Linked DNA regions of Homo sapiens: region 1 is linked to region 2. A link is a loop called in an ENCODE intact Hi-C map of the cell type or tissue named here. Cell type or tissue: Calu3. All regions are shown on one strand. Each heading gives the region's core, and the rest is flanking DNA. Links, peaks and the distances in the headings are about the cores only.

Region 1 (16,205 bases), core at 7,745-10,244, 120 kb after region 2:
GGAGAAACCCATTTTGTACTAAAAATACAAAATTAGCTGGGCATGGTGGTACATGCCTGTAATTCCAGCTACTCGGGCAGGAGAATCACTTGAATCCGGGAGGCAGAGGTTGCAGTGAGCTGGGATCACACCACTGCACCCCAGCCTGGGCAACAAGAGCAAAACTCCATTTCAAAAAAGAAAAAGGAAAAAAAGTACTGAATGGATTTTGTTGCTGATCTTTCTTTCCACTCCTGGGAGCAGGAAAACATTAAGATAAATCACCAGTTAGCTAATACTATCACAAGCTAAAAAAATATTAAACTGATCACTTTCCCTTTTCCTTCCCCTTCTGCTTCTATCTTTACTCAACTGGTAAACGGGGCTAGGATTGACTGAAGTCCTTGATGCATGTGTGATTTCTTTATTTTGGTGGGGAGATACACAAATGTGTGAAATAAACCTTTGATTTGATTTGAACAGAAATTTCGTTGTGTTGTGGTAAATGTGATCCTTTATTTTGGCAACTGACAGCTGTTCAAAAGCAGGTTATTAAGTGGCTTGCCTCGCGTAATTGTGAGAACTTTGGGAATAGCTTCTTGATACAGTCACAAAAATATCAGTGACTATCCTGCCAGAATGGGAAATTTTTCTCCCAGCCTTTCTGTAGGCTGTTTTCACAAGATTCAATTGTCACTATTGTTTACATTGAGAATTCTGGTTTATGGCTATTTCTACTTTAAGAATTACAATTCTGTAATTTGCTAGTAATTGAAATCTTTTTTTTTTTTTTTTTGAGACAGGGTCTTGCTCTGTTGCCCAGGCTGGAGTGCAGTGGTGCAATTATAGCTTACTGCGGTCTTGAACTCCTGGGCTCAAGCGATCCTCCTGCCTCAGCAATTGAAATTTTTAAAGTCATTTGGACCAACTCTTCAATGATTCTATACTGTGAGGAAAATCAGAAGACTGTACATAAAACTACAATTGATGAAAACATTGGAGCAAATCCTAAAGTCAGTACTGAATTATACTTTATTTTATTGAACTTTAAATAGAAAACAACCACAGTGACATGTAATCATCTGGAAGAGAGGCTGCCTGGTGCACTTTTTATTGAATTATAATGTTATTTTAATCACCAGTAGAATCTCAGAGCAAATGTGTATCCTCACTGCACTGCATAACAAGGAAAGCAAGAGAAACTGCCTTTTTTTCTCGCCCAAGTAGAAAATCTTTTCTCCATCCGGGATTCATCTGCTCTACCTGAAAGCACAAGGCTTGACTTTTAAAAATGCAACCTTCGAAATGTTAGAAGTGAATATAAAGCTATGGACAGGCCGCAAATAACAAATTTGCTGAGCTGGACAAAATAGGCAACAATGTGCTTTTATTAATAAAATAGGTGAAAGGTAAAGGTAAAAGGATATTTCAATTATATAAAAAGCAGTTACATCATTGAACATTTAGTATGTACAAATAACTCTGGTAGGCACTATTTCATAATAGTAATTACTATGATTAACATTTTTCCAGCACTTACTATATGTCAGGCACTTTCCTAAGTACTTTACTTGAGATATTTTCAAAAATTAGAAGAAATGGTTTCTGCCCTGAAGGAGCTAAATCAAGAGCCAGGATTAGAGTGAGGTGAGGAAGGCATTGGCCTTAGGCTCAAAATTTAAAGTGGTGCCAAAAAATGCAGTGACCAATATATTTTACTGCAATATTAAAAATATAAAAATTAGTTCAAAATATGTATGAGGATGTGGAGCAATAGGAACTCTCATTTTTTGCTGGTGAGAATGCAAAGTACAGCCACTTTGGAAGACAGTTTGTTGGTTTCTTACAACTAAACAAACTCTTACCAGAGGATCCAGCAATCTCACTCCTTGGTGTTTACCCAAATGAACTGAAAACTTATGTTCACACCAAAACCTACACACGGATGTTTATAGCAGCTTTACTATAATTGCCCAAACTTGGAAACTACCAAGATATCCTACAGTAAGTGAGTAGATGTGATGCTTTATTTTGTGTGTCAACTTGACTGGTCCATAGGGTGTCCAGATATTTGATTGAGCATTATTCTGGCTGTGTCTGTGAAGGTGCTTCTGGATGGGAAGAACATTTTATTTGGTAGACTGAGCAAAGTAGATTGTTCTCCCTAATGTGGGTGGACTTCATCCAAACTGTTGATGGCCCGAATAGAACAAAAAGGCTAAGAGAGAATTTGCTTTGTCTATCATTGAGTTGAAACATGAGTCTTTTCTGCCTTTGGACTTGGTCTCAGACTGGAACTTAACATCATAGGCTCTCTGCATTCTCAGGCTTCTGGACTTGGACTGGATCTGTACCATCAGCCCTCCTGTGCTGGGTTTCTGCTTGCCAACCTCAGACCTTCAGATTTCTCAGCTTCTATAACTGCATGAGCCAGTTCCTTATCATCAGTCCATTTCCCTGTACCTTCTGTACCTACCTATATACATATATACGTACATACACACATATATATACACATGTATATATATATCCTATTGGATAACCCAGCCTAATATAGTAGATAAACTGGAACATCCAGACAAAGGAATATTATTCAGTACTAACAAGAAACAAGCTATCAAGTCACAAAAAGACATGGAGGAAATTGATATATTACTAGCCTAAGAAGCCAATCTGAAAAGGATACATGTTGCATGATTCCAGCTATAGACGTACTGGAAAAGGAAAAACTATAGAGACAGTAAATAAGTCAGTGGTTGCCAGGGCTTAGAGGGGAGGGAGGAATGAATAGGCAAAGCACTAAGGATTTTTAGGGCAGTGAAATATTCTGTGTGCTACCATAATGGTGGATATGTGTTATTATACATTTGTCCAAACCCACAGAATGCACACCAGCATAAGTGAACCCTAATGTAAATGATGGACTTTGAATGGTGATGATGTGACAATGTAGGTTCCCTGATTGTAATAAACGCACCACTCTGGTGTGGGATGTTGATAGTGGGGAAGGCTGTGCATGTGTGGAGACGGGGCGTGCACAGGAACTCGCTGTATGTTCCACTCAATACTGCTGTGAATCCAAAAACTCTTGTTAAAAAATCTCATATCTCAGATTGTGTTTCATGGATGAACACAGTATGAACATGTAGAATAAAGACTGTGCAACTCTGCATTTGCACACAGCCTCACTCGCCTAATGCTAATCTTGGCCCTGTTGGAGGCTGTCTTTACTTAAAACTTTCATACTGTGTTCATCATGGATCTTTTTTGCATTAACTTTGATTTTTAAAATATTGCATTAAAATAGTACTTATTTTGATTACAGGGTTTTCTGGTGTTTCCTTAAATTTTGTGCACATGACAAATGCCTTAGTCACCTCACCCTGGTCCTAGTCCTGAGTATGGTAGATGTCACACACACGATTAATTATAAAATAAGGTAATAAATTATGCATTGCATGAAGGTAACTTTTATCATCTCCAAAGAGGTGTGAAACATGATCCACCAGAGGCATAGGAAGAAAAAAACAGGTATAATATACATAAATATATAATTAATATAATTTATAATAATATAAAATATATAGTTATATAAAATCTGTAATAAATAATAAAATAAGGCTTCCTACTATTTAATAGCAGGTTTGATGATATAACCCCTACCTGATCCATATGTCAGCAGGACACATATCACATTCAGTTCACAAGGTATCTCGAGGGATGGCAGGGATGGTGAAGAGGGATTGACACTGTTGTTCTATTAGCAAATTATGATGTGTTGCAGATTCCATGTTCAGGTAAAGCAGATTTCTGTATTAGCCTGTCCAATTTTAAGCAACGCTTACCAATTTTATAGGTGGTTTAGAAACCCTCCAGCGATGGAGCTGGAGGTTGAATAAGATAATAGTAATCATGCAAACATAAGGCAATCAAAAATGCCTATGCTGACACTTTTCCATTTTGGAATACTTGAAACTCTTCATCAGCCAAATTATGAGGTTCAAAAAAAAATGAGGTTTTCATTAGGCCTAACAAGTTTTTCCTGAAGAAAAATTCAAAATTATCAAGAAGACGATTTGTAAAAAAGGGTTTACATCTATTCTGACAAAGGATGTACTTCAACCTAATTTGTTGGATTCTTTCGTTGAATGATCAGCAGTGGGTAGAAATTCTTTGCCTCCTCTGCCACCATCTCACTACCAGATGAGGGAATCGATCAATATAATAATGGCTTTCATGGGTCATTCTTTCCTGTGGCCATGCCTCTTTGCAATGTGATGTTGCTGCTAGTCCTAACAAGAGACAGAGTCTATTTCTCCGCCCCTGTTGAATCTGGGCTGGCCTGTAACTCACTTTGACCAAGGGCATATGTCAGAAGTGATGTTGAGCTAGTCCTCTAGAGGCTATTTAGCTTCCACTCTCATGCCCTTGGAAGCCTGAGATCATCATGCTGTGACAAAGCTTAGCACTGTCTCCTGGGGAAGCATTAACAGAGGTGCCCCCATCGACAGCTGGCACCAACAGCCAGACATGGGATTCAGGACAGTCCCAGCACTTTGGGAGGCCAAGGCAGGCGAATCACGAGGTCAGGAGTTCAAGACCAGCCTGGCCAACATGGTGAAACCCCATCTCTACTAAAAATACAAAGATTAGCTGGGTGTGGTGGTGGGTGCCTGTAATCCCAGCTACTTGGGAGACTGAGGCAGGAGAATCGTTTGAACCCGGGAGGCAGTGGCTGCAGCGAACTGAGATTGCGCCACTGCATTCCAGCCTGGGCGGCAGGGTGAGGCTCCATCTAAAAAAAAAAAAAAGGACCCAGATTGCCAACCAACAGAATCATGAAACATAATAAATCATCGCTTCAAGCCATTGGGTTTGGGGGTGGTCAATAGCAGCAGATAAGTGAAACAGGTTAAAAATGGAAGCTGGTCTCAGACAGAATTCTTTCACGTGTAGAGACTTGTAAGAAAACAGGTTCAAAAGCATCATACAACCTTTTTTCTAGGCTTGGTGCAGCCCCTGTTCTCTGTCCTTTTGGGCGTTCAGAACAGCCCCCTGCGGGGAAGAATCAGCAAGTCTTCCAGCTAGATCAGGCAGCAGAGTCCTCTGTGAATGGGGCCATTCAGGACCACATGGAGTTCTGTAACTGGGGTACCGCTTGGAAGGTGTTGGACTGCAGGGCGGTGGTGCATGCATAATCATTTTAGCCAACTATACACCTTGAAAACATTTTCCCAATGTAAAGCCTAAATCTAACATCCATATGCTAATTTAGGAGCCTTCTGGTGCTGATTTAGAGGTTGCTATTTGGAGCATTTGCAGAATCTGGAGAATGGACTCATGTTTAGGATTCTTCACTTCCTAATCATCTGCCCCTAGAGTGGGGATTCCTGAGGAGGGCTTGTACTAACTCACAGCAACCAAGGAGATTGACATTAACTAGCACATACATGTGGATCACTGATTTTATTTGTTTCCTCCCTTTCTCCAGGCAGCAGCCTCAAAGGTAAGTGTAACATGGTCCTATACAAGGCTGGTGAATGGAAAGAGGATAGGAAGTCTCCAAGACAGACAAGCAGAGCTGGTGATGGAGGACGGAAGGGTGCTGGGGTCCCACCATGGAGAAGCCAGGCGAAAGCAAGAAGGCCTTGTGTCACTTTTGACTTCCATCCATCCAGTATTTTAAAATCAGATTTCCCAGTGTTCTGCAGTTCATGGCACTTACAAAAAAGGAAAATATTCATAAAATACTACAAGGAAGACAGAGGCTGCCAGTACTGTGGATCACTGAGGGGATCTTGTGGTTTCCCCAGGGTGCCTCAAGGCAACAATGGGATGTTTTGTATATTTGTTTAAAAAAAAAAGCCCTTCTGTATAACTTATATATTTAATTAAAGTAAATGAAAGTTGACAGTTTCAATAAAATGTAGGAAAAATTCAATACCCCTTGAGATCACTGGGAACACCCTAGGCAGAGCACAGCCAGGGGTAAGTCTCTGCACTCAATCATATTTAACCACAAAAAAACTCAGTAGGAATAAGCAGAAGAGTGAGAGGAAGGAGACAAGTCTAAATCAATGGCAATTTAAAGTTATATATTTTAGAAACAAAAGATTGCTTTACTACTTCCATAAACTTTACAAGTTAGACACTAAGGTATAAGTAGTAATTTCATAGGTTAAATGAGAAGAGTTAACGAACTACAATTCCCAAGTAAACAGAAGTCTCCCAAATTGCCACATCTGCTGTCTCGAGCTAGTTGGGTCAAAGTACAATTTAGTCACATGGGTAATGATGGGAACCTCATGTATTGAGTGACTGCTGTGTTCCAGAGACTTCCGCATCCTACCTCATTCCCTTCAGCATATTTCAGCTCATGTAGCTGTCCTATCTCCCACCTTAAAACCAAAAACCAAAACCTAAAACCCAAAGCCCCAAACAAAAACCAAATCAAAACTAAGTTTTCTTAACTCCACGTTCCCCTCCCCTCCCCCCTCCCCCCTCCCCAGGTACTGCCCCATTTGTTTTCTCACAACATCAGTTCTTTTCAGAATTATTCCACACTGCTTGTCTCCACGTCTTCGTTTCCCGGCTTCAATTCAACACACTCATCAGGCTTTTAATCCCAAGCACGCCATGGAAACTGCTCTTGACAAGGTCTGCAAAGCACTCCTTGCCAAATCCGTTGGCCAATTCTTTATGTTCTTCTTGTTCAACCTCTCAGCAGCATTTAGAACAGTGGATGACTCTGTCCTTCTAAAAACGCTCTCTTTTCTTGGCTTTGGAGACACCAAACCCTTCCAGCTCCCTTCCCGCCTCCCTGGATTCTGGCTTCTCCTCACTGGCATTCTCCTGTTTCTTTACTACTCTCCAGCTGCACTTGCCTGCTTTCTGTTTCTGAAGCATGCCAAGCTTGTGCCTCCTGCCCAGTGCCTTTGCACAAGCTGTTCCCTCTGTCTGGTTGCCACATGGAGGTTCTTTTGCATCGTTCAGCTCAAATATCATGACCACATAGAGTCCCTGGCCTCATTATCTGAAATCACAGCCCCATCCCACCCCGTTGCCTGCTTGTTTTATTTTTTTTTATACATGTATTTCTGTCTTAAATCCCTATTTGTGGACTTGCTTACTGTTTGTTGTCTTCCTCAGGAATGCAAACTCCTTGAGAGCAAAAGCAATGTCTGTGGCTACCTGAAGATACCCACTACGACAGCCAGCCTCCAAACTGACCTCCAGTTATCCTTGCCTCCTGCTATTCACGCTCTCGTGCAGTCCTTTCCTACCTCGCACTGGGGCTAACCTATGTGAGCAATAGAATACTAAACAAAGTGACAGCCTCAGACTTTCTGCCTTGGCCTCTTGGATTGCTTCCTTTTGGGGAAGCCAGTTGCCATTTTGTGAGGTCACTCAAGCAGCCATCAGTGGAGAGGAACTCAAGCCTTTGCTTGACTTTAGCCTGCCAATATCTGGCTGCAACCTCATCAGAGACCCCAAGCCAAGCCAGAACTGCCAGCCACATGTGTCCTGAATTCCTGATCCACAGAAACCATGAGAAATAATAAATGAGTATTGTCACTTTAAGCCATTAAGTTTTTTGGTGGTTTGTTATGCAGCATTAGGTATTCACAGAAATGCCTATATTCAGTTGAAAAGGATGCTCGAACTAGAAAATGAATTCCTGCATGTCACTTCATATTTGACTTCAACATGAATCCACATAATACCCATCAGCCTATCGAGAAGTATTTGTTGAGCAAATGCCATGTGGCAAACACTGTGCTAAGCTGGAAATACAGAGCTACACAAGGTATGGCCCCTGCTCTCAAGCAGCTCTTGATGTCATTTCTAAGACAAGACAATAGCTATTTGGGAGATAAATATGACTGTTGAAAAGTTAACAACATAAAATAGAAATTTAAGGGATGGTGATTTCAGAGGAAGGTAAGAGACCTTAGGGTTCGGTTAGCATAAAACATTTTTATTGTAGAGATGGGCATGGACCTACACGAAAACACAGATCTAGAATATTTGCAGTTCTCAAACTTTAGAATGCATCAGAACACCTGGAGAGCTTAAAAGTCAGATTTCTGGACCCTATTCCCAGAGTTTCTGATTCAGTTGGACTGGAGTGGAGGTCTAAGAATTTGCATTTGTAACAAGCTCCCAGATGTACTGATGATGCTGGTGTAAGGGCTACCCTTTGAGAAACCACATACCTCTAGATGCCTGCCACTCAGCGTGGTTCACACACCAGCAGCAGAAATGTCTCCTGGAACCTTGTTAGAAATGTAGACTCTCAGACCCCCACCTTATGCCTACTAAATCAGATTCTGCAAGTTAACAAGGTCCCCAGGTGTCTCACATACACAGGGAAGCTTGAGAAATCCTGCTGCAGAGGGTAGATGGGTTATGCTCCCTTTAGCAAGCTGGGCAAGAGCTGGATTTGCTGGGCACATCTGAGGTCAGGTATGACTTGTGTGTATGTGAGAATTTTTCTCGATGGTCACCCCGTTTGGGTTTCATTGATTTTCTCAGGCAGACCTTTTTTTGTTTTGTTTTGTAACTCATTGATTTTTGCGGCAGACTGAGTCCTCCTCATCAGTTCTCTGCAGGTAATTTCAATTCATTTTGATTCACTTCCTCACCGCCTTGGCATTTCTCCACCCGCACTTGGCAGTACCACTAATTGTGCTTGCCCGTGAGTGACTGGATATGACACAACTGTGGAAAACTGCAAAAGGTCAAGGGGTTACTGCCTTGTGCAAAAGCAGAGAGGCCTGCATGCCTTTTGGAAAGCCAGGAAATTTGAACCAGGGCCAGGCACAGGAGCCCCGTGATGTTCATGCTTTTCACCAAGTAAGAAGCAGGTGACAAAATGAACATGGCTGTGGCAATGCTTTGAACACAGCTGAAAAATTCTATGCTTGCTCAAGGCGAATGGGCTGTTTTCCACTGGTGATTATGAGATAGATATGGTGACATCAACTGCTCTAATGTTCAGCCCAAGGAATTTTATCTTATGTCTTTTGTGCTCACATGAAGGCCAAGCCACTCCCAGGGACAGAGGAGGCCATTGTGTCTGCTCTGTCATGTCAGGACACAGGGAAAGCCCCATTCCTCACATCTCCCTGTCTAAAAATTTCCTTGCTTTCTTCTCTGTTTTGTGGGTTTTCAAATTTTATCCCGTCAATTGAAATCACACGTTAGCCACGCTCTTCTGGGAGTAACAAGCTGCTAATGTTCCCCCTTTCATTCAACTGCCATTCAGCAAACATTCTCTGTCTTTGGACAGACAAAGACGATTAAGACAATGCCTTTTTTCAAGGGGGAGGAAACACGCTTACTTTCAAAAACTGCAAATCAGTGTGCTATGTATTGTATAAATACTGCTAAATTTATACAATCATTCAGTTCTCTTAGGCAGAGGTTCCCAAACTTTCTCTGTTCACGGTACCCAGTGATGTTTTCATGGCACTCCAAACCTAAAGAAAATATCTACAGTTCTGCTTTTTTTTTTTTTTTTTTTTTTTTTTTGAGACAGAGAGACAGAGTCTTGCTCTGTCTCCCAGGCTGGAGTGCAGTGGTATGATCTCAGCTCACTGCAACCTCTGCCTCTTGGGTTCAAGCAATTCTCCTCCTTCAGCCTCCTGAGTAACTGGGACTACAGGTGCACACCACCACGCCCAGCTAATTTTTGTATTTTTAGTAGAGACAGGGTTTCACCATGTTGGCCAGGCTGGTATTGAACTCCTGGCCTCAAGTGATCCTCCCCTCTCGACCTCCCAAAGTGCTGGGATTATAGGCGTGAGCCACCATGCCTGGCCCAGTTCTGCTTATTAAGTAATTAGGGTAAAACAACTTAATAGTACCTGCGCCCTATATATTACTTAGTAAACATTTAAATAAATACACATAAATCGGAAGAAAAAAAATTTTTTAGATGACCACACTTACTAATGAGATTGTGTACGCTAGTTGAGAACACTACGGCTTCTCAAATTATGGAAGCACCACCAACCCTCACTTTCTGTTTCATATTGAATTTTGTGACCTCATGTTAAAACTGAACTAGTTGAGGCTAGCAGTTTGTACAGTGTCTGGCAGTTGTTAAGTACCTCTGTGTTTCTCTTGAGAATTTAAAATATCTCATGGTATCTCTATGAGTTTGCTGGGGAACCACAGGGAACCATGAGGTCTTATGTAAATACTGAAAAAATAGGCAACTCGAAAAATCCTGGAGCCGTGTATTAGTCCATTTTCATGCTGCTGATAAAGACATACCTGAGACTGGGCAATTTACAAAAGAAAGAGGTTTAGTGGGACTCACAGTTCCACGTGGCTGGGGAAGCCTTACAGTCACGGCGGAATACAAGGAGGGGCAAGTCCTCTCTTACATGGATGGCAGCAGGCAAAGAGAGAATGAGGAAGACGCAAAAGTGGAAACCCCTGATAAAACCATCAGATCTCGTGAGACCTACTCACTACCATGAGAACAGTAAGGGAGAAACTGCCCCCATGATTCAATTACCTCCCACCGGGTCCCTCCCACAACACGTGGGAATTATGGGAGTATAATTCAAGATGAGATGTGGGTGGGGACACGGAGCCAAACCACATCAAGTGCATATTGCTCAGTCTCCTCAAGGACTCAAATTTATTAAAGTGCATTCCAATGAACAAATGTTAAAAATGAGGTCCATTTTTTTTCTGATGTTATTTAGATTCATTATCCCATTATCTAATTCATTTTTTTAACCCATTTTAAGGTCTCTGATACTGTAAATAGTTTTGTTGGTTTAGAATTATTTCTGTCATAAGTTTATTTATTATAATATACATACAGTAAAAAGAGCAAGGGTGCTTCGAGCAAGTGTCTTCTTGCTGGGTTTTTACATAGGTATACACTATTGCTGTGTGGGCTGGATAATTCTTTGTTGTGGGGGACTGTCCTGTGCAATACAGGATGTTTAGCAGCCTCCCTGGCCTCCACCCTCTGGGTACCAGCGGCATACCCACCCAGTTGTGACAGCCAAAAATATCTTCAGACATTGCCAAATGTCTGCAGGGGCAAAATCACCCCCAGTTGATTTTATATCATGTCTGCAGGGGCAAAATCACCCCCAGGTGGTTACCTGTTCTATACCATGTAACCACCACCCTCAGGTTGCCAGATTTAACAAACAAAAATGCAAGACAGCCAGGTACATTTGATGTCAGATAAACAACAAATAATTTTTTGTATTAATGTGTCCCAAATATTTAACTGGGCATCCTGTATTTTATCTGGCACGCCTACACCTCCCAGATCAAGATAGAGAACATTTCCAGAACCACAGAGGGCTCCTTTGTGCCCCTTCTCAGTCAGTCAATACCCACACCCCAGGGCCAACCACCATTTTGAATGAAGTCAACTTTTATGTTTTTGTGAAATCCACAGCAACACTTCCCAACAACCCCTTTCTCTGTTGCTCAGTTTTTTTCTCCCCTGAAGGGCCTCAAAACCTCTCCCATGCTAAACTTAAAGAATCTCTTAGACCCGACTCCTGTACCTTTTCAGTTTCCCTCCCCCTCCTCACTCCCTGTGACCCATTCACCTTCTTGTTTTGCTCTTTCTGCCCTGCTACTTCTCTTCACAGAAATAAGAAACTGAGAACCAATCCCGCAAGCAGTTATCATTCCACATTCCTGTTGCCTGTCTCATACTCTTCCTGCCACACATTTTCTGGATTCTGCATGACCACAAACTCAGAGCTAGGCTGACAAAGCCTTCTCTGTAGGGAGGAGAGGGATCTGGAGGGCAAATCTGCAAGAAGTAAACGGCAGGCAGTCTTCGCCAGTCCATCCAGTGGCTGTCAGGGTTGATGTAATCTCTGGATCCTTGTAGCATCTCCCCCACCTCAGTCCCTTTAGGCCTTTCTCCTGGCATCTAACTGGGGGACAAGACTGAAGGATATGGCTTCAGGATCCCTCATTCCGGGAACAGGAACAAATCGCAAGCCTCCTCTTTGTGTTGGTGTCTCTCTACCACACACTCTCATTGCATAGCATTTACGCACACACTGAATTACCTTGTTTTTTTGTTCGTACAAAAGTGTCATGTCAGTCACATTTTAGAGGTAATTAAGGGAACAATTTGGGTAGGGCTGAATTTGCAGAAATCAAGTGAATGTTGCTGAGAGTCGCTGTCATGAACTAGGTAAGGTTTTGACACCAAAAGTAAGCCACGACCTTTGCTTGAGTGGGTGTGAGTCAGGGAAGTTTCTAGAGGAGGTAATGCTTGAACTAAGATTTTGGCCTCAGATTTTGCTAAATAGTTGTGACTGAGCAAGTGTGTTCTAGATTAAGAAGATTTAGAAGAAAGGTAATCATGTCAGTCTGGGTTCTGGGACAAGAAGAGAGAGAAGCAGGGTTGATGTCTGGGCAGAGCTGGGTTGAATAGGGTGAGGATCCAGGAGGAGTAAAGTTGGGAACTTTCACATTTTCTGTGGGTCACAGGGAATCATCATTTTAGACCGTTCACCCTAGTGGTTCTGTGGAGAGGGAAGAGTCAAGAGATTTGTAATTTAGGTCAAGGGGCCAATCATTCACCCCTTAGTGTGAATTTCTATACACCTATCAATTCTGTCCAAAGCTCTAGATGGCATTGGCAGTAAGGAGAGAGGGTTTTACTGAGGCAGTGAGAAGACAGTAAGACGTTTTGAGGCAGTGGATCCTGTGAGGGAGTTCAGGCTTGGCGGAGGGCTGTGCCTCACTGCAGAAGGGCTATCTCCAGTGGTTTTCTGTGACTGAACACATGAAGTTGGGACAGGGAGGCACACGGGGGATTAAAGAAAGAGTGGAAAGGACACAGATGGCCCATGTCACAAGTCTGCCTGGAGTAGGTATCAGCCACATGAATGGATATGCCAGTAGGGGATTGTCAAGTGCTCTCAGAACCCAGGGTTACAGGTGTGACACCTCCGGAACATTTGTTCTTGTATTTATCAACGTGGCCAAGAATGAGTACGAGATTAAGAGAACAAATAGTTTGAAGATTAAGTAATCATGCATTCTGTCTTGGCAGTCTCTGTAGTGCCTCGTTTGATCAGTTTAGTAGAAGCAAGAGACAGTAGTTTACAATTGCAGAGCATGAAAGCTGTTCTCCCAGAAAGGTCTGAGTTCCTGGTAAAGGAATAATGAGCTCACAGGCTGGAAAGGTCACAAGCAAAGTTAACCCATAGCATGGAAAACTAAAAAATGACTTGTTACATCCCTTGTCATGGGCCTAATTTGTTTAAAATCAAATCCATCTGTTCATTTCACACCCTTTGTTCCACTTCCTTGCTGCAATCCACAGTGGATTACTCCATTACTTTAAAACTGGCTGCACTTACAATAAGCTAATAACTTATTTTGTGGTTAACTGCGTCAAGATATTCTGGAACACAACCAACATTCATTCTCTCTCTGTCTCTCAGTCTCTCTCTCCCTCTCTGCCCCTTTGAAGAAAGAACTTCTTAGTGCAGCACATTGACCAGGAAAATCCTTTAAGTCTCCTTCAAAAAATGTTGTGTTTACAGGCTCTGATGAGAGGCAGGTAGGAGAAGAGGTTTGTGTCGCTCTCTAGCCTTTCCTCTCACCACTCGAATAACCTGCTGCAAAGGCTTATTTGTCTCCCATGGGCCATACATTACAAAAGACTTCTTGGCTCAATTGATTCCATTTATGATCTCCAAATCTTAATTTCAAATGAAGCTTGCTCCTTTTCAGGAAAGAATTATCTTCTATGTAATAAACCAGAGTCCCCTGAGGCATTCATTTGAGATGCATCAATTCCCTTAAGGTCCCCTAACCCATTAAAATATGTACAGTATTTCTGGTTAACTAATGGATCACTGGAAAAAATGGGATTGCATGTAAGATATAATTCAAAGAAATGCACTTGGGGTTGTTGGCCAATCCATTCATAGGAACATTTGCTGATTGGGAAAATATTTAATTTTTTTGGCTTAATCTTTTGCCAGACCACACAAACTAGTGGAGGTTGTTATTTCTGATTTGTTGGACCCAATTCTGAAGACAGAGCAGCAATGGAATTTGTGATTTTGTCACTGCTCCTGATGAAGAAATGACTGGCTGGCATTTAAACACAGTTGGAGTTGTACAATCCATGGATATTGCCATTTTTTTTTTTCTTGTTGAGTGCAAGTTATGGCTAGATGTTATCATGTATTCACTCCTGCCTTGTTCTGAAGGGCCAAACATTTTGGAAATATTGTATTTATGAAATTGGATATTAAAATGGCAAGTGATTTAAGCTGAGGAGTGGGTGTTGAAAGATCCCAGCACACACGCTTGTAGTAATTTTACATTTTTCATTACTGTGGTAATTAAAAAATTCCTTAGGGCTGAATTATAGTAAAATTTTAAGTATCCTTATACTAAGCATAAACTAATTTTCTTTCCCACTGGACAGTGTTAAGTAGGAAATATTTTTAATTCTATCTCATTTATTCATATCATGAAAAATTGCAAACCTTGCTAATTTTATTCAATATCATTTCTTTCTAAATATTCTTAGATTTAGTAACTGATATGCATTTAGTATTAAAGGGTAAGCATAACTGAAAGTTCTTTTTTTTTGTCTCATCATGACCTCTACAAGTTCACTCCTAGTTCTTTTTTTAAATTTTATTGTATTTATTTTTATTTTTATTTTTATTTTTTTTGAGACGGAGTCTTGCTCTGTCGCCCAGGCTGGAAGGCAGTGGTGTGATCTCGGCTCACCGCAAGCTCCGCCTCCCGGGTTCACGCCATTCTCCTGCCTCAGCCTCCTGAGTAGCTGGGACTACAGGTGCCCGCCACCACGCCCAGCTAATTTTTTGTATTTTTTAGTAGAGACGGGGTTTCACCGTGTTAGCCAGGGTGGTGTTGATCTTCTGACCTCGTGGTCCGCCTGCCTTGGCCTCCCAAAGTGCTGGGATTCCAGGCATGAGCCACTGCACCCGGCTGTTCATTCCTAGTTCTTACATGCCCTGAGAAAAGTTATAGAGTCTGCACTTCTTGTTATCTAAGTTTATGAAGGTCATGAAAATGTGTCCATAAGTTTTTCTTTTAATTTTGAGATTGAGGAATATATGAAATGCTATGTGACCTTGGACAAGTCCTTAACTTGTCTTTATCTTTGAAGGAAATTTAATGAGCCAAATTCTCCCTGACCTAATTCCTGTTCTTGAAGTAACAAGTAAAACACTCAGAGATGCCCTCTGACTCTTTCAAGGCAAAAGGATGCCATTTTGTATATTATTTCCAATGGTATTAACTATAGGGTTCACTTTTCTGTTACTTATGGAAAGAGAAGTGAATGTAGCATATAAGGCATAGTACAGAATCTGATTCAAAACCATTTTATCTAGAAATGACAAGAAGGAACTGACTGCATCCATTCATGGAGCAAGAATATTCTATCATGGCTCACCCATTTGGAAGTTATGCCCAAGAGGCATGCAATGCCAGAGAAAGGGAAGAGGGAGAACAAAGAGAAAACACTATACCTCAGTGCTTAGGCTGATTCCATGTGATACCTGAGACCTGGGGGAAGCTTTGCACTTCATATATTAGGGGGTGGCTTAAGCAGGGGGAGCAGAGCATCCGTTGCCAACCTGGGAGATGGAGGAGGAGGATGATGAACAGAATAGGAAGAGGAAGAGTAGAAGGAGGAGAGGAAGGAGGGGCTTTCTGTAAGTGTACCCTGTATAAGGTGCTCTGCCAGTGCTGGTCATAATGGCTGAGGTTAGTAAGCATTACCCTCTTCATAAGCGCTGCTTCCATGGTGCTACATAAGCACTACCTCCTGTAATCCACCTGCACTGTAACAGACAAGGAAACAAAGCCACAACTAGTTCACTTGGCTAAATGCCCATAGCTGGTAAGATTTAAAGTGGGTCTTTAAATTGAGGGCTCATTCCTATGCTTTTTCTACAGTGTGTCATTGCCATTCTTAGAGATTCATTATGAGGTATACATTTGGTGTCCGTTCCATTCCTCTCACCCCATACCTATCCCAGGGGTTTTCAACCTAGCTATGTGGCAGAATCCGCCAGGAGATGCCAGGAGTCTTTCCTGAGACCTATTCAATTGGAACCTCCTCAAGTGAGGGGCAAATGGATAGTGACTGGTTTATACCAGAAAGTATTAGCATTTTAGCTAAGGGCTTCTTCATTCTACTTAGTCAGTCAGTGTTTATG
Region 2 (16,205 bases), core at 3,796-6,295:
GAGGGCCGGAGCCCGCACCGACGGGAGCGGGAGCCGGAGCAGCTGCGGGCGCCGAGTGGCCGGTGCGCCCGGCGGAGCGCGCGTGCGTGGCCAGCGCGCTCCCCGCTTCTGCTTGGCTTTCCGGCTTAATTTTCCTCGGCGGGATTAAAGTTGGAAATTGACCGGAGAATTGAGTTGCCGGGGAACAGAGCCCCGGCCGCCGCCAGAGCGATGTTCCCGCAGAGCCGGCACCCGGTGAGGCGCGGCTGGGTGGTGGTGGGGGGCCAGGATCGTTGGGGAGGCGCTTCTCCCGGGCGGTAGGGAGACTGGTGGCTTCTGAGGCCCGGCGGACCTTCTCGCCCTCAGCGGTGTAAGGCTGGGGAGGTCTGGGGCCCTCTCTTCCTGGGGTGGGGAGTGGGCCGAAACTCTTAATTTTCTCCCTCCCTTTGGGCTCCTTCCTACTTGACGTCTATACCGAGCGGACAGGGGCGCTGGGGAAGGCTGGGGTTTCTCTCCTGCAGCCATATCCCCTCTACCTTCCCCGAGTGGGGGCAGGGCGCCCCCCCCTTTGTTTCTCCTCTCGCCTATTTACATGTCAATGCGGCCCCGGTTCCGGTGCGTCTGGAGGTGGCCCCGGCGACTCTGGGAATGGGGAGCGTAAAGGAGTTGTTTTTCTCCTCTGGTCCCCGGGGTCATTATCGCCGCCGTGGGGGAAGGGGCGGCGACACCGACAATCTGGCCTGGTCTTCCCTGGCCGCCGGGGAGCCCCCTTCCCTTTGGCCTGGTGACCCGGGCGCACTTAGCGCAATCCGCCCTGGAGACTGGGAAGAGCTTCCGAGCCTCTTTAGAAGCCGGGGCCCGGGGAGGGTCCGCTTTCCCCCTCCCCATAGTGAAGGGCAAACTCGAGTTTGGGGCCTCGTTTTCAGCCACTTCTAACTTTATGTTTATGTCCCACCCGTTCTTGCCTTCTCTGACTTACTGCTTTATTCATCCGCCCGCATTCCCGTCCCTCGGTCCCCCTCGCTGGTCGCCCCCAGACGCCGCACCAGGCTGCAGGCCAGCCCTTCAAGTTCACTATCCCGGAGTCCCTGGACCGGATTAAAGAGGAATTCCAGTTCCTGCAGGCGCAGTATCACAGGTGCGTGTCCGGCCGCGCCATGCGAGTGGTCGCGGGCGTCCCGGTGCCCCTTGCACCCAGCCGGGTGGCGGCGGCGCCTGTACTTAGTTCTTGCGTCCAGGCGGTGGCGTGTGGAGTCTCAGTTAAGACCTGTCATTCAAGTTACCCCCTTTCCTGGTTCTTCCCGGGCCGCCTCTTCTCTTGTCTCCTCCTCCTCCCATTGTTTCCCTTTTGCCGGTTTGCACTGTTCCAGGGAGTCCTTTTTCATGTCTTTAGGAGTTGCATGAGAATCGTCAATATTTGCACTTCATGTATTTATTTTTCAGCAGACTGAGCTGAAACATTGGTTCAATCGATGTCTCAGTCCTGGAGTGTGGGTTCAGGGAAGCAAAGCCATGTTGAAATCGCTGTTTGCCATACTAGAAAATTGGGTTTTCTGAGGCAAAGTCCATTAAGGAAGGCTAGATGCTTATAACATTGCCCATCATTGGTGATGGTGAGGGAGGTGGGTATAATAGTATAAAGAAGAAAGCTCACCTGCTTTGGCGTCATTTCGGATTGGTTTGGGTAGGATGAGAGAGTGGAGTCACATTTATATCCATCTCAGCCTTAGTTTCTTCAAGTAATGAGACTTACCTTCAAAGGACTTATAAATTTTTGTAAAATACTTTGCCAATAGTGAACTTCCCAGAAAGGTTAGTTTCTTTCCCTTGTTCCTATGAAGTTTTACCTGATTCTAACTCAGAAATAACTGTATTGACATTTTTTGCTTTTGTCATGCTTGAGAAAAAGCACACAGATGAGGCGAAGTGGCTTGGGTGTGAATTTTCTTACTTTGTCAGGGGCTTTCTCATTATTGACCTTTTGTCTACTTGTAGATAATATCTCTGCAGCTTGAGGCATACTTGCACACACCGTGTTTACCCAGCAGGGAGAACTTCAACCCACTTTATTGCAGTAGCTACTTGACATATTTTGGCAGGGATTTAAAAACCAAAGGTTTTGAAAGGGACCAGCAATTGTAGGAGTAACTTAACAGATAGGATTTTCAAACCTAGAGACCGTTTGAGTTGGCAAAGATGGCACAGCCTATGCCTAAGAGTGAAGATTGTGCAAGGGCCGGATTTTGGTGGAGTACAGAGAAACAAACTGATGCAGGAAGGTAGGGAGCAGATGACCATGAGGAGGAATCAGTTAGAGGTTCTGACAGATTTTTTTCATTCTTGTCATCTAACCAGATAGGCACCAAGAAGAATGGTAGCTGAATGGACACCTTGTATTGTTCACATTATTCCTTTTCCCTATTAAATGCAAGGACAAAGCTTTTGGGTGTTTACCTAGATAGTTTATGGCTTTTCCAAATTGGTCTGTGTTTTTACTTGAAGTGCAAATATGTGAGGCAGATGTTAAAACAAGTGACATAATGTTTACATTAAGTTGCCTGTTTTGTTTTCCTAGCCTTAAATTGGAATGTGAGAAACTGGCAAGTGAAAAGACAGAAATGCAGAGGCACTATGTGATGGTAGGTATCAAAGATTGGACTTTTTCCTTTTTCATATGATATTAGCAAACGTGTTAGCAGAGTGTAAAAAACATGAGTTAATGAAATGCTTGATTCTTTTTTCTCTTTACAGTATTATGAAATGTCATATGGATTAAACATTGAAATGCACAAACAGGTAAGCTTTAGTTGAACTTCAAGCTGAAATGAGACATCAGTTCATATGATTTAATAATACTGGCTTTGTTCTCAGTAGTGGGCTCTAGGGGTGGGGGTTTGTATGCTATTTTTCTGCCTTGGTTTCCTGTCCTGTGGATTGATGGTAGTATTCTGCATCAAGGGTTGCTTCTTGATAATTACAAGTGTTTAAATGACTAGGAGAGGGAGAGGTGTTTTGGAAATATAAACTAGCCTCTTTATTGACAGATAGGAATTAAGACTTGAGTTTACTTTTTCACCTGTATAGATTTATCCTCTTGAAAGGGCTGGGTATCTTCTACAGTTGCTGAAGTTTAGAATAGTTAATGTTTTTGTGCTGTTTTGCAAGGAAGTGTGGACCTGTTGGGGGGAAAGAAGGGTATTCAGGAGTTTTTTTTAATCGTGGTAATCAAGGTATATGACTATCTGTGGAGTATTCTTTATGCTTTGGGGCTGCATGAAGCAATAGTCAGGATTAGTGGCTTATTAGCAAACAAATTTTTGAAAAATTTCTCAGTTGTTGCAGGTGTGGATGTGAAAAAAGCATCTTTTTATGGCCAGAGCATATGTTGGGAGTTGCTTCAGTCCTAGTGGTTTTTAAAGCATGAAAAGATTAGTGACTGGAAAGCTCTAGCAATGACTATGAGTTTGCAAGTTCCCATAAAATTCACACTTATGGCTACTATAATGGTGTATAAAAAGAGTATTGAGCTGGAACAAGGCACTAAGGACCTCATAAGAGAAGAAAAGCTAAATGATTGCTCAGCCCAAAGGACCCTCGATTGAGTAGTCATTGTCTGCCAAAGAAAGCATTAATGGCAGGGTGTAAGTATTCTGGAGATACGCTGACATTCACTTTTTCATCAAGACGCTGGTACAATAAGTCTTTTAGAAATCGATTGCCTCTTAAAAAATTATCATCAGATGAAGTTGCACAGTTGGACACATTTCAAAGTGCAACAATACAATTCTTACTTGATGTATATGTGCTATTTCATCTCAAACCCTTGTTTCATTAAATTAAAGAGCATGGCTGACCGGCTGGGGCACAGTGGAGAAATTGATTAGTTCAGCCTTCAGATCTTCCTTATATTCAAAGACTTTCATTAAGCAAGTGTGTTTCAGAGTTGAATTCTGCTTTTGTAACTCCGCACTCTTTGATTTTTAATTCATCATAGATTTCATAATGTTAAGTTATCGTGTACATTAGATCTGTTCTCAGATTTGTGTTTGGAAAGAGATTGTGATTTTCAGGGCCTTTTATTAATAATGTAATTGGGCCTTTAAAAATGCAGATTTTACTATGATTTACAAAGTTGGTAGCCTACTTTATGTTGGGTTTGTGCCTTTGTTTTTGTGTGTTTCTCAGTGGCTAGTGCCTTATTCAGGCACTTGTAACTTCTTGATAGTAAATGGGCTAGAAGATCTGTGGCTAACATCTATCGTCATTTAAGTGAATTATGCAAATAAACTTGGCCTAGGCGGTTTAATCTTTTTTTTTTTTTTTAATTTACTCTGAAGGGCACTTTTTTTTGGATAACAGATATTATGGAAGAGTAAGAGGAGACTGAGCTTTTTCTTAAACCCATAAACTCAAAGGATTTAATAACCTCATTGACTCTTTTACAAGGGAACACCACCTCAGTGTGATGCTATATGCTGGTGCTGGGTTTATTGGAGGAGCTAAAAGAGGTGTGTAATTCTTCTGGGTTCCTGTAGGTTATGTGGCGGGATGACCTCTTCTTTATCATGTAGGGAGAAGGGGTGAAGTGGGTCAGAAGCACCATGGTGTGAGAATAGTTTTCTAATGAGTTTCTATACAGAGTGAGGCATTTGTGGCTATATACTGTCTGTCCGTGAGCCTGTATGCATTAATAATATGCTGTGTATAATTGGCTTAGCAATTTGAAAAACGTGAAAAGCTGAGAGACACCATGTTCTTCATAGTAGGGTACTGAGCCTCCTGAAATTTAGTTGATATTGGAAATGCTGACAGACCCTTAACTAGAGTGCTGTGCAAAGTAGTGCTATAATTCAGTTTAAAGTGGACTTACATTTGAAAAACATCCTTCTGAATGTCACACATTAATAATAAGTTCTGAGGAGGCATTTGGTGCAGCTAGTAATCATAATTCTTATTAAAACTGGTGACGTCTGGCCCCCAGGGTGTAGCCAAGCTCAAATTGATGCTTTTTGCCGCCTGATCACCAGCATGGCCTAAGTGCTCATTATATTGTAGAGAGGGCCTTTGGAGCTCTCATTAGATTTGACAGGAATTCTCTCTAGGGGGAAACTGGGCATTAGCGAGACTCCTGACAGGCTGAAATTATTCCTGCTTTATGGCTTATAACCAAATGCTAGCAAGGCATCATCAGGGGACACAAAAAATTGTCATTTTTGACAACATCTTTGTTACTAAAAAAAAAAAAAAAATGCAGTGATGGGGAAACTTTCCGTACAGAGAGCTTTAATGCTGTTAAGATTTGTCTCCAGTGTGACGACCGCTCTCCCTTCCCACCTTTCAACGGGTTTGTCGGAGTGAGTTCTAGAGATTTCAGTGTCAAATCTCACTGCTGACTTTCCTGTCTGGAAGTTTTAAAGTGAAAGTGCATCCAAATCAAGAATGGTATAATTGTGGTTTCCTTTCCTGGTGTGGTGCCCACAGCCCGTGTTTAGGTTGTGTCAACACTTCCTGATAAGCCTTGCCTTTACTTTCTCTGCTCCCGTTTGTGGCGGGTTACCGAAAAGGCAATGAAACAGGAATGGTAATAGATACTTAAGTCTTTCATGGTAGCACTAAGAATATTTTTTTCTTGGAGCCCTTTATAGATCCCTGTCTGCCCATCTTTATCTGTGTGGATGGTAAACTCTAGATATCTCTATACAGTAGAGGTAGACAATGTCTCATGGAAAATTGAGGCAGTTCTGATACCATCAGAGTGTTAGGGTGCATTAAAAAACAGCAAGTTGATGTGAGCCTGGTGGTTTGCCTAGCTGTGCCTAGTGTGTGTGGTGGCGTGATCTTTAAATGTTTTTGTCTGTCATATGGTTTGATATTACCTCATTTGATATTTTTGGGAACAAGATGTACTGTAAATGCACACATAAACCTTATTTTAGCCCACTCATGTTATCTTTTCAGCATGCTGATGAAGCCATGCTATAAATTGTCATTGGTGGCTTTAATTTGCACAGTAATGAACAGTTTTCAATGTGATTTGTCTTCTGTGACCTCCATAGGCATCCTCCAGAGTAGATTGGGTAGGTGTTTTGCTCTGCCTACAGCTGTGTGCACGTGTTCAGAGTCTGGGACTTGCTCAAGGCCACGCATCTATTGAAGCTTGAGTTGGGTTGCCTCCTCCAGGGTTGTCTGTGCTGCTGCTGCTGCTTTTTTTTTTTTTTTGAGATGGAATCTCGCTTTGTTCCCCAGGCTGGAGTGCAGTGGTCGATCTCTGCTTACTGCAGCCTTTGCCTCCTGGGTTCAAGCAATTCTCCTGCCTCAGCCTCCGGAGTAGCTGGGATTACAGGTGTCCGCCACCATGCCCGGCTAACTTTTTTTTTCTTTTTTTTGTAGTAGAGAGAGGGTTTCACCCATGTTCGCAGGCTGGTTTCGAACTCCTGACCTCAAGTGATCCACCCACCTTGGCCTCCCAAAGTGCTAGGATTACAGGCATGAGCTACCACACCCGGCCTGTCTGTGCTTCTTCCTATCCCCTCATGCTGCCATCAGGAAGATGAGGTGGACCATGTCTCCCTAGTGCCTGCCTCTTCAGTTCTGACTCTTTGTGCTGATGAACTTCATGATTTGTAAGACATGTCAGGACTGAATGTATGTTCTAAAAGTTAGGAGAATCAGCAGTGCCGCTGACTGGTCTTTCTGGGGAGAGGAGGGTCACAGGCCATGGGTAGATAAAACTACTGAGCAGTACTGTCCTCAGGTTAAAGTATGTTTAAGAAGAAACAAGTCAGGAATCCTGGTGGAGACCCAGTGATGGGGAGGGAGTTTGATCAGTCACTTTGTGCCTGTGTTCTGCTGAAGAATGGGCAGAGTGAGAGCACTGGGCTCTCCAGGATGGTGAAGAATTTTTTTTCTTTTTTTTTTTTGCGCGACGGAATCTCGTTCCGTCACCCAGGCTGGAGTGTGGTGGCACAGTCTCGGCTCACTGCAACCTCCGCCTCCCAGGTTCAAGCGATTCTCCTGCCTCAGCCTCCTCAGTAGTTGGGATTACAGGAGTCCACCACCATGCCTGGCTAATTTTTTATTTTTAGTAGAGATGGGGTTTCACTATATTGGCTAGGCTGGTCTCGAACTCCTGACCTCAAGTGATTCCCCCCGCCTCGGCTTCGCAAAGTGCTGGGATTACAGGCATAAACCACTGTGCCCGGCCGATGGTGAAGCATTTAAAAATAAATGAAAAGACTAGCTCTGAAAATCTGAAAGGAAGGATGATATATTCTGCAATCCTGGTTGGGAAAGGGAAAGAGCTCCATGTGATATTTCAGCAAGCAACATCTCAGGCCATGTAAATTTTGGAGTGAAACTGCTTTTACAGTTTTGATGTGTGCTTTAAAATTTCTCTTAGAAAAATGCGTTGTTCTTTAGTGGGTTTTTAAAAAAGTATTTAGATGGGACTGTTAGGGACTCACCTGTGGGATATTTCCTTAGATGTGATTCTTTTACTCTTTTGCAAATTTTACCTTAGTGTTTTTTTTGTTTTTTTTTTTTAACCCTGTGTGTTTTTGTCTACAGTTTCTCACTTTGAGATTTTTTTTCCCCCTAAGTCAACATCTCACACAGGGAAATGACTAGCTAGAGTATAGGCACTTAGAGTTAAGCTCCAGCAGGTGTTAATAATCTTGTCATACAAAGAGGGTAGCTGTCATCAAGATTGGAGTGGTCCTCAACTTCATTAGCCAGGCCTGTTCTTTGCAAGCATAAGTTAAAAGAGAGAAAGCTCTCTGCATTTAGAGCCTAGATTCCGAGGTGCAAGATTAGCCTTTGTTTCTTATCAGCAAGCAGGACTGATCTCTCACCTCTCAGTCACCTTCCCCACCCTTCAGCAGTGGGCCAGTGGCTGGTTTTTGTCCTGGACTTGCACTGGAGTAAGGCAAGGGAGTCCCTGGGCATGGATTTTAAGAAAATCACAAAACATAGTTATCATGATCAATATTTTGAAAATTCAAACGGAATGCCCCCAAAATCTTCAAGGAACAACATGTCCAAATTTTGTATTAGGGCAGGATCCAACAGGGGGAGTTGGGAATAGGGTGAGGACAGGAGGTAGAGTCAGGCCATTGCAGGGCCACAGCACCTCCCTTGCCTCCCCCTCTTTCTGCCTTTGGTTACCTGTCCTGTGGGGAGTGGCCATGAACTATAGGCTCTGACTTGGTTCCGTTGTAGTTCATTGAAGTCATTTAATTGGGGATTTCCATTCGGGACTGGGCAAGTCATGAACACGTTCCCTGGCTTCAGTTCCCCTCTCTGTATAATGAGGGTTAGACTAGACAAAAGTCTGTTTGTTCCCTCGCATGGTGGGAGCCATCCCAGCATACACCCGCAGAACCCAGCACCTCGTGCGTGCAAATTGAGGAGCGTCCTTCGCCAGAGGACTTAAGATGTTCTCCCAAATAGTGTTTATTAAGAAACAGAAAGAAAATCTGTTTCTTTAGTAAATATTTAAATAAATCATCTTGAGTGGTAGTTAAACTAAAAATATATTCAGTTACTGGCTCATGGAACCATTTTAAGTTTCCATGGATCTGAGTCTTTGCTGTTTTATTATTAAACCTTTTGTGGTCTCCAGAAGTGGATTAAAGGGGAGGAAACTGAGAAACTTACTGGCTTTCCTCAAAGCTTTGATTGATTTCGTTTCCTACCCTCTCCCCTCCCCATTGCTTATTGTTGCCTCTGATTTTTAAAAATGGAAATTCTCACAACTAGTACCTTTACTACAGGGTATTTAGTATAGTGGTTTTTAAGTAAATTTTAGACAGCTGTTTCTGTCGGTGGGCTTATTTGACAAGAATAGGCATCTGTACCTTCAAAATACTCCTCACCAGAGGATTGTTCTGTGAATACGGTGTGATGTTTTAAGTGGAACTAGGATGCGCAGGTGTGGGCAGGAGGAGAGAGGTTTTCTGATTTTTTTTCCCCGTGAGGTGTGGTTTGATCTGAAAAGTGAAATAAATTTGCACTGAAATTTTAACATAAATTAAGATATTCATGTATTGCCATTCACCTGATTTAACAAAAGTATGGTTTCTAAAATTGTTTGCAAAGGAATGATTTCAGATTTGCTGCTTGTGTTTCTTCCTGAGCAGGGTCCACAGGGGAAAAAAAAAGAAAAAAAAGTGAAGAAAAATTTTTAAAATTATTGTTTGTAGACTACCCAGTCACCGTAATATTTTTTAATGAAAATCCAGGAAGTGTTGATATATGATTTTATCAAATAACCTGTGATTTAGCAAAATTACATGTTTCATTATTTAACATTTAATTTTTTTAATGGCGATAGAGTCTTAATCTGTTACCCAGACTGGAGTATAGTAGCGCAATCTTGGTTCACTGCAGCCTCCGCCTCCTGGGTTCAGGTGATTCTCCTGCCTCAGCCTCTGGAATAGCTGGGATTACAGGCGTGCATCACCACGCCTGGTTAATTTTTTTTAAATTATTTTTTGGTAGAGATGGGGTTTCTGCATGTTGTCCAGGCTGGTCTCAAACTCCTAGCCTCAGGTGATCCACCTTCCTCAGCCTCCCAAAGTGTTGGCATTACAGGTGTGAGACACTGGTCCCAGCCCCTAATTTTTTTTTTCTTTGAGATGGAGTCTTGCTCTGTCATCCAGGCTGGAGTGCAGTGGCTCGATCTCGGCTCACTGCAACCTCTACCTCCCTGAGTAGCCGGGATTACAGGTATGTAGGTTCAAGCAGTTCCCCTGCCTCAGCCTTCCAAGTATCCGGGATTACAGGCACGTGCCACCACACTCAGCTATTTTTTGTGTTTTTAGTATAGACGGAGTTTTGCCATGTTGGCCAGGCTGGTATTGAACTTGTGGTTTCAAGTGAGCCACGTGCCTCAGCCTCCCAAAGTGCTGGAATTAACAGGCGTGAGCCACTGCTCCCAGCCCCTAAATTTTTAATAATTACTAAGTTGCAAGCCAGGCATGTGGCTCATGCCTATAATCCCAGCTCCAGAGGATCACTTGAGCCCAGGAGTTAGAGACCAGCCTGGCCAACATAGCGAGACCCTATCTCTACAATAAAAGATTTAAAAAAAATTAATTGGGCCTGGTGGTACAGACCTGTAGTACTAGCTAGTACTAGTGCTGAGTGAGGCAGGAGGATCTTTTGATCCCAGGAGTGGGGAGGTTATAGTGAGCTGTGATCACACCTCTGTACTCTAGACTGTATGACACAAGCAAGACCTTGTCTCAGAACACACAAACAATAAATTGTATTCTATTTACCTTCTTTGAAGCAATATAAAAATCATAATGGTGGGCACAATTGTTTATCCCCTCCCCTGTAAGGTCTCATAGTAGGTATAAAAAACAGCTATTTATTTTAGTTTTTCTTATAGTAGTATTTGCTGCTTAGTCATTCTTTGACCACAAAATATGTTAGCAGAAAAAGAGTAGGATACAAGTCACTTTGGGTAGAAGGAAAAAGCTGGGAGGAAAAAACAAATTCTGAAAATTCTATCCGTTGAATTAACTTTTTCATCTTCCAAATAGAGAAAAAATTAAGTATGCTAGATATACACCACTGTACGCTGGAAGGGATAGAGTTGTATATGTAGCTTGCTGATCATCCCTGAAATCTATTCCCAGTGTACTAATGGATATTCATTATCCATTAGATGAAGTGGAATCAGTCTTTGAGAATGTAGGTGTGTTTGAACTTGCGCGTCCAAATCTTGCAGTTTGTCAAACTACTGAAATACATGTACCATGAGACTGGGTTTGGTATTAGCACCATGACTGATCTAAGTAGGTTACTAGTCTATGATACTAGTCTAGGTATACGTACAACCTCTTGGTGAAAAGCTTGAGTGCGTTTACCTGAGTTGTTTACTTTTTTTTTTTTTTTTTTTTGAGATGGAGTCTCGCTCTGTTACCCAGGCTGGGGTGCAGTGGCATGATCTCAGCTCACTGCAAGCTCCGCCTCCCGGGTTCACACCATTTTCCTGCCTCAGCCTGCTGAGTAGCTGGAATTACAGGCGTCTGCCACGATGCCCGGCTAATTTTTCGTATTTTTAGTAGAGACAGGATTTCATCATGTTAGCCAGGATGGTCTCGATCTCCTGACCTCATGATCTGCCCACCTCAGCCTCCCAAAGTGCTGGGATTACAGGTGTGAGCCACTGCGCCCGGCCTGAGTTGTTTACTTTTAAATTTGTAAGGTCTTTTTTTTGGGGGGGGGAAGACGAGTCTCGTTCTGTCTCCCAGGCTGGAGTGCAGTGGCACAATCTCAGCTCACTGCAACCTCTGCCTCTGGGGTTCAAGCTATTCTCCTGCCTCAGTCCCACGAGTAGCTGGGACTACAGGCACGTGCCACCACGGACCCAGCTAATTGTTACATTTTGGTAGAGACGGGGTTTCTCCATGTTGTCCAGGCTGGTCTTGAACTCCTGGCCTCAAGTGATCCGTCCATTTTGGCCTCCCAAAGTGTTGGGATTATAGGCGTGAGCCACCATGCCCGGCCAAATTTGTAAGTTACATACATACATTGTTGTATTACACTGTTGTATACATTTAAAATAAATGAACATTTTAAACAGTGGTAAAATGAAATGTCAGCACACATTCCATTGACTTGCCCAGTGTCCCCACTGCTCAGAGACTGCTAGCCCATATGTCAAACCTGGCCGCACCCTGGGAACTCCAGCCCTGGAAAGGGAGCATCTTTAAGATAGCAGATGTAAATTGTCTTCAGGGTCTTGGGATTACATCCATCCTATCCTGCATGTGTGTTCTTTTAAATTTTGACTTCCCCCTGTGATGACCTCTTTGTCCCTCATAGCCTGCTGTGTCTACCCCTGAGTACTTTCCCTTCCTGTCTTGGCCACTGCTTCTTTCTCTTCCTGCATTTCCTTTTATCCTGCCAAATAGGCCTCTTCTTGCTGAAAGTATGTTTTGAGTTTTCCTGTTTTCTTTATAAAAAGTCCAGGCTTTTGTATCAACCTTCAGATGGCCTTCCTCAGTCTCCTTCAAGTCCCAGTTCAAACACCACCACCTGTTTACTTCAAGGCGGCCTGGGACTACCCAGTGGCAGGCTGTCACAGCACTTGTTTTGCTCAGTGTCCTGTAATAATGGTTTTTCATGTGCTTCTTTCCTTGCTCCGACTAGGTTGCAGTCTGCTTGAAGCTGAGTTAGGGACTTCCATCTACCCTTCCCGATGAGTTATCCAGAGTAGGCATTGATTATATTGTGTTTTGGGTACTCCTTATGTGTAGTGGTAGTTGTATCCATTTTGGACCCTGAACGTTTGAAAATCAGGTGAAAGCTACTTTGCAAGAAAAGTTTGTACATGTTTTTACACACAAATACCCAGGATAGCTTTGCCCAACGATTTTGGCTGTTTGTGTGCATCTCAAGATCCTTCAACAAGTCCATGGAATTCAGATTAAAAACTCGAATCAAGAAAACTAGTGTGGGTCGGCCTGGTGTGGTGGCTCACGCCCGTAATCCCAGCACTTTGGGAGGCTGAGGCGGGCGGATCACGAGGTCAGGAGATCGAGACCATCCTGGCCAACATGGTGAAACCCCGTCTCTGCTGAAAATACGAAAATTAGCTGGGCGTGGTGGCAGGCACCTGTCATCCCAGCTACTCGGGAGGCTGAGGCAGGAAAATCACTTGAACCAGGGGGTTGGAGGTTGTGGTGAGCTGAGATCATGCCACTGCACTCCAGCCTGGCGACAGAGCGAGACTCCGTCTCAAAAAAAAAAACAAAAAAAAACTAGTGTGAGTCCTTATGCTAAAATTAAAAATGAAATCTTTTCAGTTCTAATAACCTTATCTAACCAGTTTTGCTCAGTTTTTCTTTTGGAAGAGTGATCTGTAGTCAGTAACCACTGAGAGTTCTTAGTGAGGAGTTTTATTGTAGTAATATGTTTGGGTTTGGACTAAAAAAGAGAGATAAACAAAACTAGCATGTTGCTGGGGCCTAGGTTTGGTGTGAATTGAGCATGTGCAGGCATTACTGTCCCTGGAACTGCAGCTGCCAATAGAGTGTAGATGAATTGCATGACAAGCTTCTCTCAAGGCATTAAACTTGACTTGTCACCAGATTTCTTAGTAATAATGAGTATAACCACTGATTATTTACTTAGTCTTTACATAGTGTCTTCCATTCTCCCAAACATTTTATTATGAAAAATTTCAAATTACAGAATAAAAGAGAAATACACAGCAATACCCATATTATACCCACCTGTATGATACCTGGAGTCTATAAATTAACATTTTGTAATATCTATCTGTCATATATCTTCCATAGGCTCCTCCTTCCCCCAAAATCAAGAAATAAATTAATAATATGGGGAATTTGGAAGGACTTGATAGAGGATCAGGCCTTTCTTTAGCTACCGACCTTGGCTTAGACTGATAACATGAAGCAGGGATTTCCATGTACTTTTTTTAAAATTTATTTTTTGATTTTTTTCAGTAGAGATGAGGTCTCACTATGTTGTCCAGGATGGTCTCGAATTCCTGGACTCAAGTGATCCTCCCACCTCAGCCTCCCAAAGGGCTGGGATTACAGGTGTGAGCCACCACACCTGGCGTCCATGTACATTTTAAGAATTCTGTCTTCACCTGTTTTTATAGGGTTTTCCTCCTAGACTTGCCCTTTGTACTTTTGGCGTGGTTGTATTAGGTGATCCACCATTACACGGTTTTTAGGTGATTTCTTTCTCAACTGTCACTTGAGATTTTATTTAACGCAGAAAAGCTGGACTCCCCTTACAAAGTCCTCCTCTCTTTGTTCTGACCCCTCAATGAAACTTGACTTATACTTTACCTTTAAGATGTAACCAGTATATTTGCTGGGGGAAATATTGTTAGCAACGATAGGTAAGAAAATAGAAATAATTTTGCAAAAGGACTCTGATTTTGAACTTTGTGTGTATGGAATTGTCGTGATGGAGATTTTCAGTTGGCCTCAGGGACCTTGGGTGGTAAGGGGGTAAGGACCAGAAACAAAACCTCATTGAGGACCCCAGTGTGTGGAACCAGGCCCTTCAATGCTGTGGCCTTCCGGTTGCTCCTCAGGAGCATAGTCTTTGTTTCCTCTTGGTGCCCTCTTGATGCCTTGAGCAAACAGCTGGTCAGAGCTTCTTATAAGTACAGTGGCCAGCCAGTGTATTGACACGCACAGACACAATAGAAAACTGCATTAGAAGGCAAGCCATTGGGATTTGCAGTAAATGTATTACAGAACACAAGTGACTTGCTGATACTGCTTGTTTAGCAGTTTGCAAGGGCAATGGCAGTATGGATTTTTGAATTAGAAGGGAAGGGCTGTTCTTTCTCTGTGTGGGAACATCTAGTTGATGGCTGGGGAGAAAATTGATTTAGAGAACAAAATGCAGCCACCGTTATTTGTGCCATTTGAAAGGCCTCTATGGATTAGTGAGTGAAAATAAAAAGGTTGCTTTCGGTTTAGGAAAGAGGGTCTTAACATTGATCTGCGTCTTGGTCTGGTATGGAGAGAATAAAGGATGGACCACCAGATGGAGAAAGGGCATCCAGGCCCCATGCAGCCTGCAGATACAGGTACACACTCCATTCTCACATAGTTGTCTTTCTCAGCTCTTTGGCTTTCAGAAGTCGGCTTTTTGGGTTTATTATTACAGTAAGCTTTTCCAATGACAACATTAGAGTTGTCATAGCCCCCATCCGTGGAGCTCCCATGTGCCCTAGGAATTGGTCCGCCAGAAGCCGCCCCCTCCCCGTGTCAACCTTCCCAGCCTCCCTTTGTGTGGATACTAATTATTCCACCTTGAAAAAGAGAAAACAGGTGAGTGGGATTAGGGGATGACAGTAGCACCTACCCCATAGGGTAATTACCAAGATTAAGTGAGTTACCAAATGCAGGAGCAGTTGCGTAGTTTCCTGGCATGGGGGCGCTCTGAGGGATAGCTGTGATCTAAATAGCAGTCCCTTTAAAACTCTACCCCTGCTCTTGGACTTCTAGGCCATGCTTCACTGATACTTCCGTTTTGTTTTTGCAAACCCAGCTTCCTTCCTACCTCTGAACTGATTTTCCCATTACCGTGTTTTATTTCTTTCCTTCTAAGATCATAAGCATTTATCTTTAGGCTTAAAAGGAGAAAAAAAAAAAAGGACTTGTTGGCAGTCTGTTTTTTTTTTTTTTTTTTTTTTAAATGAAGTCTCGCTCTTGTCCCCCAGGCTGGAGTGCAATGGCGCAATCTTGGTTCACTGCAACCTCCACCTCCCAGGTTCAAGCGATTCTGTTGCCTCAGCCTCCCGAGTAGCTGGGATTACAGGCGTGCACCACCATGCCCAGCTGATTTTTGTATTTTTAGTAGAGTCGGGATTTCACCATGTTGGCCAGGCTGGTCACAAACTCCTGACCTCAAGTAATCTGCCTCCCTCAGCCTCCCAAAGTGCTGGGATTACAGGCGTGAGCCACCGCGTCCGGCCTTGTTGGCAGTCTTTATTGTCTAAGTAAAATGTCTTACTTTGGCCAAACAGCAGAATGTGTCCTTGGAAGGCAATAGCTTTAAGTAATGTAACTATCAGTAAGAATAAAGTTGTGTTGAGTTTTTTCATTTAAAGGGATGGAAGAACAACAAAGGATTTGGTTCATTCTATCAAAGTAAGTTTTGGCAGAATAAGGACTAGGAGGTATATTTCAGAGTTTTTCTTTCGAATGTAACATGGAAAATTTGTCATTTTGAAAACAAGCAGGGTATGGAATTAGAGGGTCAAGTTGTTGCTTGGTTACAGAAAGAAAAAATTTCATTTTGATGAGGGATATGTACACCTGTGGGGAGTGTGTGCATGTAGTTTTCTTTTTGCTCTGTAAAGTACTGTGCAAAAGTTGTGAGTAGAGTAGTTGTGGTGCTGTCTTTCTTCGTCTACTCCATGGGCTTGAGATTTTTGTTGACAGTCAAGGTTCACAGCTGCTGCTGATGTACTAATATTTGGGGAAGCAAAAAAAAAAAAAATTGTTGGGAGGCTGAGGCGGGACAATCACTTGAACCTGGGAGGCGGAGGTTGCAGTGAGCCAAGATCGCACCATCACACTCCAGCCTGGGCAAAAAGAGTGAAACTCCATCTCAAATAATAATAATAATAATAATAATAATTTATTGCAGGGGAGAAAGGCAGAGCCATTGGGATTGGTCAAACTGGAAGTTTAGGCTGTTTACTCTTAATCCCAAGC

Evidence for each region. Hi-C counts contacts between places; a loop is a spot of excess contacts. Peaks named below come from ENCODE experiments on the same cell type or tissue, not always from the same donor. Only the 100,000 strongest peaks of a DNase experiment are listed, where the experiment ranks them.
Region 1: it touches region 2 in a loop (15-fold over the local background); 3 of 110 quality-filtered maps call a loop at or near these places.

The regions. Positions count from the first base shown.
Region 1 is chr9:81,555,412-81,571,616 of GRCh38, reverse strand. No RefSeq gene overlaps it. Among named protein-coding and RNA genes, the nearest start is that of TLE1, 130 kb to the left of the region's middle. In Calu3, for the core only: no CTCF peak of the experiment used is centred there; a DNase peak (open chromatin) is centred at 8,706.
Region 2 is chr9:81,672,246-81,688,450 of GRCh38, reverse strand. TLE1 (TLE family member 1, transcriptional corepressor) reads left to right here. Exons shown (of 20, transcript NM_005077.5): 1 at 1-234; 2 at 1,017-1,117; 3 at 2,555-2,618; 4 at 2,731-2,775. The coding sequence starts at 211. Among named protein-coding and RNA genes, the nearest start is that of TLE1, 9.2 kb to the left of the region's middle. RefSeq lists enhancers at 3,249-4,156, 14,783-15,077 and a silencer at 12,063-12,357. In Calu3, for the core only: no CTCF peak of the experiment used is centred there; no DNase peak of the experiment used is centred there.